Linked DNA regions of Homo sapiens: all the other regions are linked to region 1. The links are chromatin contacts, found by Hi-C or POLR2A ChIA-PET in ENCODE. All regions are on one chromosome and are shown on one strand. The core of a region is the stretch at or near the end of the contact, and the rest is flanking DNA. Distances in the headings are between cores, read along the strand shown. Region 1 holds the start of MED12L (mediator complex subunit 12L). Region 2 overlaps MINDY4B (MINDY family member 4B). Region 3 overlaps MED12L (mediator complex subunit 12L).

Region 1 (2,937 bases), core at 269-2,768:
GGGGTCGCCCAGCACCCCCAGCCTGGCCCCCGCCTCTAATCCCCCTCCCCGACCTCTTCCACCGCAGCGCCGGCGATGCCCGCTGGGCCAACTTGGCCCCGGGTCAGTGCTGCAGAGCGCGGCCCCGGTTGCCGGGGAGGCCGCCGGCGCCCTTACCTCCTTCTGCTTGGGGTCCTGTGGGTAGACGTCGGGCGGCCCGAGCCGGGGGCGCTTCAGCGGTCTCTGCTCATAGCTGAGAAGCCCGAAGGCGGCCATGATCTCTCATGTTAACCGGCGAAATGAATGAGAGTTGGAGCTGGAGCAGCCGCCTCTGAGCACCAGGGAGCAGCACTTTGCAGACAGACTCCCTCTCTCCCCCTCCTCGCTCGCTCGCTCGCTGTGGCGCTGCAGGCAGGAGGAATAAAGCAGGTTGGATGCTGCCGCTGCCCGGCAGCAGACACGCACTGATGGGGACAGCCTTCGGCGGGTACTCGGCTGCGCTCGAGCCCCGGGACGCACCGCTCCGGTGGCGGCGGCGGAGGGACTAGAGGTCGGCCAGGGTCCTCCGCGGCGCCTGCCTCCTCTGCTCCCCCCTACCTTGTCTCCAGGGGGAGGAGCAGCTGATGGGAACGTGTGACTTTTTTCACCAATGGACCCAAACCCACCCCAGCTGGGCGCAGGATGGGGGTGGGGGTGGGGCACTGGAAAAAAAAAAAAAAAAACTTTTCTTGGCGCCTAGGCTGGTGGCTGAAGTGCTCGCCCAAGGCGAGGGTGGCCCTCCCCTCCCGGGAAGAAGCTGTGGAGCGGACCGCCCCCGCCTCTCTTCCCCGGCAGGGACCCTTCCCCCGCCGCCACGCGCCCCGCAGACCCCGCCACCTGGACACGGACCGGGCCAGTGCAGGCAGAGGCAGGTCTGGAGGGGGCGCGAGACGCAGGGATGCGGCCGGTGGGAAGCGGCCGGTGCCTCCTAGACGCCCGCCAGGTTCCAGTGGCGCATCCGCAGCTACGGTCCCCTCGGCGGCTCCGGGCAGGCGCCGAGGCGCGCTGCTGGCGGTCGCGGCGGCTGGAGGGGGCCGTGCTCACGGTGGCGTGGGGCCGACTTAACCCTTTACAGTCCCTCCAGGGGCTGGGGAAGGGGGTGAGGAGCGATGGCTGTGAGCGCCGACGGGGGCAGCCAGCCCGCAGGCGTCTCGGGCTCCTCCAGCCCGCCGCCTCCCCACGGCCCCAGCTCCTCTTCCCTTCCGCCCCCAACCCCCAACACTTTACCTGTTGGTCCGCGGCTAGCGGGCTGGGGCTGGCGGCGGCGGGGTCACTCCGGCCGCCGCAGCCTCCATCATTCGGGTTGGGATGGGGGACTTGGATTTGATTTTATTTGTGCGGTATCTGCCTCGCCCGGACGAGCTCCGGGAACGCCGCGAAGTTTGCCACTGTCTGGGGGCGGCGAGCGACGCCGGCTCGCCGCCGGCGTTCTCGCCCCCACGGCCCGGGAGCGCGAGCTTCCGAGTTGGCGGACGGCGGCGCGGCGTCCGCACTGAGCATGCCCAGCTCGGCGGCCGGACCGCGGAGGAGTTGGCTGAGAGCGCGGTGAGCGCGCTCCAATCCGCCTCTCCGGGTTTTCGCAGCCGCAGAGCGCGCAGCCCGCGGGCCCCGGCGCCGAGGCTGGCCCTGGGGTGAACCTGGGCGAGGGAGGGAGCGCCCTCTGGAGCCCTGCTCCAAGCCCCCCGCTGCACCCTCCGCCTCGACCTCCCCAGAGGTCGCGGTCCCCGTGGCCTGGGCCGAAAACCTCACCTGCGCCGGGAGCGTGGAAGGGGCGGGGGGGGTGATCCTCCAGGGCAGACCTTGGTCATCCAACCCGCCCTCGCTCCTCGCTTCGGGGCGCGGGCACCAAGATGCTGGGCCACCTGGCGCGAGCTCTGCGAGACCGGAGCCGCGGAGGCGGGCTCGGCCTGTCCTGAGGGACCCCGCGGGAGGCGTGCCCGGGAGAATGCGCCCGCACTTGGCCAAGAATGATGGCTGCCATTTATGGAGCCTTCGCTACGTGCCAGGATCTTGATAGTCAGAATCTCTGGTCCTTACAACCTTCCACGGTCTTACTGTACCCTTTTTATGGATGGAGAAATTGAGCCAGCTCAGAGAGGACCACTCACTTGCCGAAAGCCACGAAACGAGTCGGAATTTGAACCCACGACTGATTCTAAGTTTCTGACCTGTTTTCCCTGACTTGGACTTGGAGGGACTGGGTTCCTAACCTGTCCTTGCCTGATGGACTCACGTTCTCCACGGCTTGAGGCATTCTCGGCCTTCCCTCTCTGTAAGGTGGTAAAGGCAGATTCTAACCGGAAGCCTTTGATACATAGTAGGTGCTCTGGAAATGCTGGTTGAATCTGAACATCAACTTTGATGTTCGTTGACATTTAAGCAAAGGGGGAAGAAGGAGATAAATAAAGTGAAGGTAATGTGGTAGAGGCTAGTTCCTCACTCCTGATCCTGACCTGTGAGCACCTCCAAACCCAGTTTGAGGCTGAGTCAGGTGTTTAGCTTTTGGCTTCCTTAATCTGAACAATTACTTCTAGAGAGCATTTACCTAACTTCACTGGAGGGCATTTCCTGACCACCTTCCCCATCTTGCCCCAGGGTCTTCTCTTCCACTAATATCCTGGGATTAATTTCATGGCTGGACTTGCCCTTGTGATACAGGCATCTATCAAATGTAGCTCCCTTGTTTGAAAGAAAGGACAGTTTTTTGTTGTTGTTGTTTTCTTTGTTTGGTTGGTTGGTTGTTTTTTGAGACAGAGCCTCGCTCTGTCGCCCAGGCTGGAGTGCAGTGGCGAGATCTCGGCTCACTGCAAGCTCCGCCTCCTGGGTTCACGCCATTCTCCTGCCTCAGCCTCCCGCGTAGCTGGGGCTACAGGCGCCCGCCACCACGCCCGGCTAATTTTTTTTGTATTTCTTTTTTTT
Region 2 (2,937 bases), core at 320-2,819, 210 kb after region 1:
CAACAAATCTGAAGGTTATTTTTATGTACTGATGATAAAAACCTAATATAAGAAAGATTTCTTAGTTCAGAAGAAAACCAACGTGCTGCCTGACAGGTAGATTCTGCTGTCAAGGTGAAACCCATCCTGTAATGCTGCCTCCGTCTTCTCTAAGTAAATCTCTTATTACTCTGCGATAAAATTGCAGAGATTGCAAAAACATGTGCCTTTCAGTCCCAATGTCACAGCCCAGTGGGTGAGACTTTAAAAAAAAAAGATGGTATTCTCATTAGATGACATGACAAGCCCCCCAGAGCCCACCAGACTGATGGTTCCTGCAGAACGCAGCCAGCTACCCATAAGATGAGGCACTATTTTGAAGCCTCCCTGTCACTTTTCTATTTGAAGGTACAGATTTGAGTGTGAGGTTCCAATACCTAAGTGAGAACATAAAGCAGTTTGAGTCTAACACCATCTGGAAAGCCTTGGGAGGTTCACATTATCTTCACACCTGCCACTGAGAAGAAAAATCCACTCTGATTTTTCAGGGACTGAAGCCATTTAGGTCTTGCCAGAATTACTCCTACGGCAGCCCTGGCAGCACACATCACTATCCCAGTCATACCTTCTTCCCCCTTTACGTTTTCCCTTTAGAGAGTCTGATAGGAAGAAATCCAACCATAGAAGTACCCAGTGAAGCAGTACCCACTGCACCCTGCCACTAAGTCACTGAGGTAGCGCCCTGCAAACATGAACTAATTTGTCTTTACAACATACCTGCAAACTCAGTGAGAAAAGTTACATCAAGTATGTATTCCAGATGGCAGAGATGAGAGCCAGGCCATTAACAGTTATGCACAGGAATTGTCACCAGGAATCAGTGAAGAAAGCACAACGTTTCAAACACCTTTCTCCTGTTCAGATTACCAGCCTGGGGCCTTGGGACTTGCAATATCATGCTTATTATACAAAGGCATGTTCTAAGCGCCATTGTTCTAGACAGCATAAAAAAAAAGAATTACATGGACTCAATTCTTGCACTCTGATGTGTAGAATTTGTCCATCTTCCTTGCTGTCCTTGTAATTTTACATTGGCTTAAATGATATGTGTTATGAAAAGCCTGATTGCTGCATGTGATGCTGAAAATACTGGGCTGATTACACAATGAGTGAACTTAAGGAGAAAGGTATTTTATTTATAGCACCACTGTATCACAATTTAATTTCCTTTTTACCATGGCAACATGAAGCAACATGCACAAATTCAGCATTGATGGAATCTCACCAATAAAACATATTTAGAATCCTGCTTTTGGGGAGTAGCTGGTAAACTGTTTTTATCCAAAAGCAATACAAATGCTTAAAACAAAAAATGCCAGTCAAACTGCTTATATGGTGTGCCAAGAAGAAAGGGGGATGTAATCTCTGGCTGGATTCAGTTGGAAGGTGCTTTGTTTTGTTTTTTGCAGGACTCACTTTAAACCAGATGTGTTCTCAACTGTAATCTTAAGGCTCGCCTCTTAATACTCAAAGTGCAGCAACAGTCATGCATGACATTTCCCGTTTCATCAGAATCTCTCAGGGCAAGCAAGGTTCTGCTTGCTCACTATGAGAGCTCTGTAAGGCCACTTTTGGAGGGTTGAAGGTGGTTGCATTTTGACTACTTCATTTTCTTCCTACTAGAACAAAATCTTGAGTAGCTTTGAGCTCAGGAAAGAAAACTGTTGTATTGCTGCATAAAGCAACAATAGTGTGTCAGTCAGCACCTGGCAGAGTATGTTTATCTGAGTGCCAAGTGAATTTCACCTACATTACAAATATTCTGTGAAACAATATCATATATGTGTATATTCTATTACACCTACCCAGACTAATTTACAGGGAATATCACTAGATTAAAACTGACCAGAATGTCCATTTGAAGTTCCAATGGAATTACCTTTTACTACAAACAGCTCTCAATCTCCTAGTTTTATTCAAGTTTTTCAACCTTGATAATTCCATGACTTCCTGTATAACATATTTTGATTACATATCATCTTAATACAGAAGGGTGCCATAGCAAGAAGGCCTAAGAAAGAAAGTGCTTATTTTATAACTAATGAATAGTTACAAAGTTACTTGGAAATTGGTGGTGGATATCTGGAACTAAAACATATGCTACTGCTTCAATGGTACATCTTCACTGTTTTATTTCTGATGTAACCAGTGGGCAGACTGGCCCTGTGTTTGATATGTGAAATGCTCACAATATATTCAGCCCAGAGGAGATAACTCCAACAAATCCTGTACCTACTATGCAGATGAGTAAATCCTGCCCCCATTATGAACATGTCCTGATTGGGGTGCTAGGTTTCCACTTTTTGTAAACTACCAGCTGAGGTCATTTCTTTTCAGCATAGCAATATAATTTTTCTGTGGTAGCTAAAAGTGAAACACTTACAGACAAAAGCATCTCTGATTCACCCACTCACCCACAGCTGAAGAATTTAAACTCAAGGAAACAAAAAGATTTGAATAGAGTTATTGAGAAATCAAAATGTCAAGTTATTAGCCTTTAATACTTGGGTTGATAAAGCACGTGATAATTTTTCAAAGCTGGATTTCCACAAAATAGAATTTGTTCCTGAACAAACAGTACAACTCTGAGGACTGAGAAGAAAAGAAATAGAATGGCAACATTGGTCTCTTCAGTTACAGGAAGAAAGGCCAAGCTAAGGGGCCCAGGAATTCTCCTTGGCGTCACATGGAAATCATGGGTTTGTCCATGTAGATATATATGTTTATCTCTTTAAGTTGAAATAAATTTAACAAATTTTTAAAAACAGTTTCAATAAATTTTGATGGAAAGCCTTTAAAAATATGTGCTTCCCTGCCTGTGTAAACAAACTGATGGCTATCACTGATAGAAACGCACTAGAAGTTTGCAGGACCACTGCCCTTTTACTACATCCCCTT
Region 3 (2,937 bases), core at 318-2,817, 180 kb before region 1:
GCATTATTTTATAGGATTTAGGTGGCTTTAAAAAAATGTTTTAAATTCATAGGAAAACTATTTACATCTAAGCAAGGACCGAGGCTCTCATTTGTAGCTTGCACTTTTCTGTTTTTAACAATTACCCAGATTCACAAGCTAACATTTCAGGGATAATCAATAGTGGCTTAGAATTTAGGGTGAAAAAAGAGAAAGTAACATATAACCTTGATATTGTTTCTTTCTAAAAAGAAAAGGGGATTTGTGATTAGCTACTTAAATTTGATTACATTATACACTTAAATTCCTTTTCTCATGAAGTATTTCAATGACTACCATTTCCTTAATAGCACTTCATTATTGTTATGCCTTTCTAAATGACAATGTACAATCCTTTTCACAGCCAAAGGTCAAAAAGAATAAAGAAAGCAAAAATCTCCCAGTAAGGAATACTGTCATAAGTCACATCTTCCATGAAGTGTTTAGTTGATAGTTCCTGTAAACAGTCAAAATAAACTTCACTTCAAGAATGTAAGGAGTTCTAACACGCAAGAAATGAACTCTAGAATGAGCTGCCCAGACAATTTTAAATTAGGAAAAAGTCTTTTGTACTTTACAGTATAGATGTAATTTGTCAACACTATGTATAAAGTAAATCCAAACATCCCATAAAATCCATTTTAAACCATACTGAAAACACTCCAGGACAGAATGGATTGACTTCATGTGAAGGTGGGGGTTTATAAAAGTTACAGACTCCTACAACATGCTGGGCATGACAGCATACCAATTCCTTCCCAGGAGAAGGAAGTTTTCCCTTCGTAGGACATCTACAGCACTTTTTTGCTCTGACCTTAGTCTTTCTTCTTACCAGGCAGCTAACTATTTCCTGCATGTATGCTTTATTTTTCCCTGTGCCAAGCCACCAAGTCCCAAAGCTTTCCTCCCATGGCTGGAGTTCCTTTCCACTGATATGTTCATATCACTTGCTCATCCACTCCTTCATTTACTTAAAATCTTCAAGGTACTAGAATAGGAAAGAATGTTCAAGGAAAATAAGACAGCAACCCCCATCTCTTATAGCTAACGCTAAGGTGGAAGTCAAAATTGAAACGCGATTTTTAAAAAGGACTGCACTATTATACAACTGCTTCTGTAAAAATATAATTTAAAAAATGTCTAGAGTCTAGGCAACCTGTGTTTAATGTTAAGTCCGTTCGCTCAACACTAAACTGCTTTCTATCTGGATGATACTGTAAATGTGATCCTAAAAGTCTCTTCTGTTTGAGATTTCCAGACACATGCAGTGATAGGGTTCAAATATTTCACAAATTTGTTAACATTTTGGCTTTGATAAGTTCATGTTCTCATTTTAATAGAAGATGTTGAATACCTTGGAAATTGAGGTCATGAAGGGACATCTACTTATTTAACAGAAATCAGATGAGCCTTCCTCAAAGGCACAGAGGCAGCAGCATCATTAGCATAAAGTTGCCGTAACAACGTTGTGCTGCAAACAAAAGCACTAAGGAGAAAGGGGAACTGAAAGGGGAAAGATGGCAGCAAAGCCAAGGGCACCTGTGCACACTGCCAAGTCGAATCTAAGTCAGTAGCTCAGAAACTCTTGTAACTGAGCAACCTGAAGGCACAGACAACAATTAAATGCCTCTTTGAACCAGAACTAATCAGACTTGCCCAGCGCTGATGCCCTTTGCCTGCCATCTTCAATTCTCAGGGCCGCAAGACTCTGCTCCAAGCCTTTCCATGATTCCCTGAAAAGGACCAAGAGACCCTTCCAATTTCATAGGTGTTCTGACTTTAATTTGCAGGGAGAAATTTTTTTATACAAACACAATCTTACCAATACATAAGACAGAACCAGAAATACTATACTCTTGGTGAGGCTGAGATGGGGACACCATCCGTCTCCCTGGAACCCCAGAAGGCCTATGAGGACTGCCAGAAGCCAGCCAAGAAACATTTTAAAACCTACTCAGATTCCTCCGTATAAAAAGGAATATTCTTATGATGAGCCTGCTGTATACTGCCTATTTTCTTAGAGAGAAACCCTGAATATAACTGAAAATCTGTCATCAGTGATTTGAGAGGAGATAGGGAGGATGATGGCAGTGACCGGCAAGTGGGCAGTTGAGAATAAAGACTCGAAAAGGCTCTCATGGTGTAAGACACAAATATAAGAGTAAAGAAGCAGAAGATAATGATACTCAAAAAAGAGAAATCAGTCTGTGAAACTTCTGCTTTTTAAAAAATTCTCAGAAATTCCACGTCTGTGCTGGGAAAAATAAACTCAACAGTTTTATTTTCCTGATCTCTTTAACTTTAAAAGCCAAAAGATCTACTCAGTTTCCATGATGACTATTTAAAGTCTCAGAATAGAGCATCGTACATTATATTCTATGAGTAGCTCCCCTTTGTTTATTCCGTCTTTGGCTCAACCATTATTAACTGAATACTTCCACTGTGCCAGATACTGCTCTAGGTGCTGGCGACACACAGCATAACAAGTGGTTCTGCACTGAAGAATAATCTAGCAGGCTGGAGGCAGGACATAATGGCGAGTTCTGGAAAATAGGGTGAGAGGAAGAAATCATCATGAAGATGAGAGATCAGAACAGAAATAAGGGAGACAAAGAGGGAGAAAGAGCAAATGGAGAAGATGGGTGTGTTATCTTTGAAGTGGAGGAGCAAGAGCAAGAAGGCCAGTGTGGCTACAAGAGAAGGGCAAGGCAGTGGCCACAGGAGGTACAGTCAGAGAACCAGGCAGGGCCAGCTGGTCATGTAGAGCCATGCAGGCCATGACCAAACTCTGGATGTTTTCTAAGTGTGATGAGACCACACACACACATACACACACACGCACTGGGTGGGCCTGAGCAAGGGAGTAGCAAGACTTAATTTGTGTTTTTAGAGCTCCTTCTTGCAGCTGGCTGGGGTAGG

Evidence for each region. A loop is a pair of places that touch in the nucleus more often than their neighbours do. ChIA-PET counts read pairs that join two places held with the same protein, here RNA polymerase II (POLR2A). Pooled maps may share reads with other maps.
Region 2: a pooled map shows a loop between it and region 1 (9-fold over the local background). The contact joins the enhancer-like site here to the promoter of MED12L in region 1. A Hi-C loop is called at or near these places in 1 of 168 maps with a recorded cell type or tissue (prostate gland) and 8 of 50 pooled maps. POLR2A ChIA-PET finds 5 or more read pairs at or near these places in 1 of 52 experiments (activated T-cell).
Region 3: a pooled map shows a loop between it and region 1 (3-fold over the local background). The contact joins the enhancer-like site here to the promoter of MED12L in region 1. A Hi-C loop is called at or near these places in 1 of 168 maps with a recorded cell type or tissue (OCI-LY7), 1 of 37 single-sample maps with no recorded cell type and 5 of 50 pooled maps.

What each region holds. Positions count from the first base shown.
Region 1 is chr3:151,084,245-151,087,181 of GRCh38, reverse strand. It overlaps MED12L (mediator complex subunit 12L), which reads right to left and starts at 1,518. Exons shown (of 45, transcript NM_001393769.1): 1 at 1,246-1,518; 2 at 157-384. The coding sequence starts at 255. RefSeq lists silencers at 766-1,060, 1,497-1,866.
Region 2 is chr3:150,874,368-150,877,304 of GRCh38, reverse strand. The region is part of intron 10 of MINDY4B (MINDY family member 4B); the gene reads left to right. Among named protein-coding and RNA genes, the nearest start is that of MINDY4B, 30 kb to the left of the region's middle. RefSeq lists a silencer at 1,480-1,529. Within about 2 kb of position 1,569, at least 2 of the 41 ENCODE cell types and tissues checked have a DNase peak (open chromatin) inside an H3K27ac peak, as active enhancers do.
Region 3 is chr3:151,264,686-151,267,622 of GRCh38, reverse strand. The region is part of intron 16 of MED12L (mediator complex subunit 12L); the gene reads right to left. All of the region lies in intron 1 of P2RY14 (purinergic receptor P2Y14), which reads left to right. Among named protein-coding and RNA genes, the nearest start is that of P2RY14, 12 kb to the left of the region's middle. Within about 2 kb of position 1,567, at least 6 of the 41 ENCODE cell types and tissues checked have a DNase peak (open chromatin) inside an H3K27ac peak, as active enhancers do.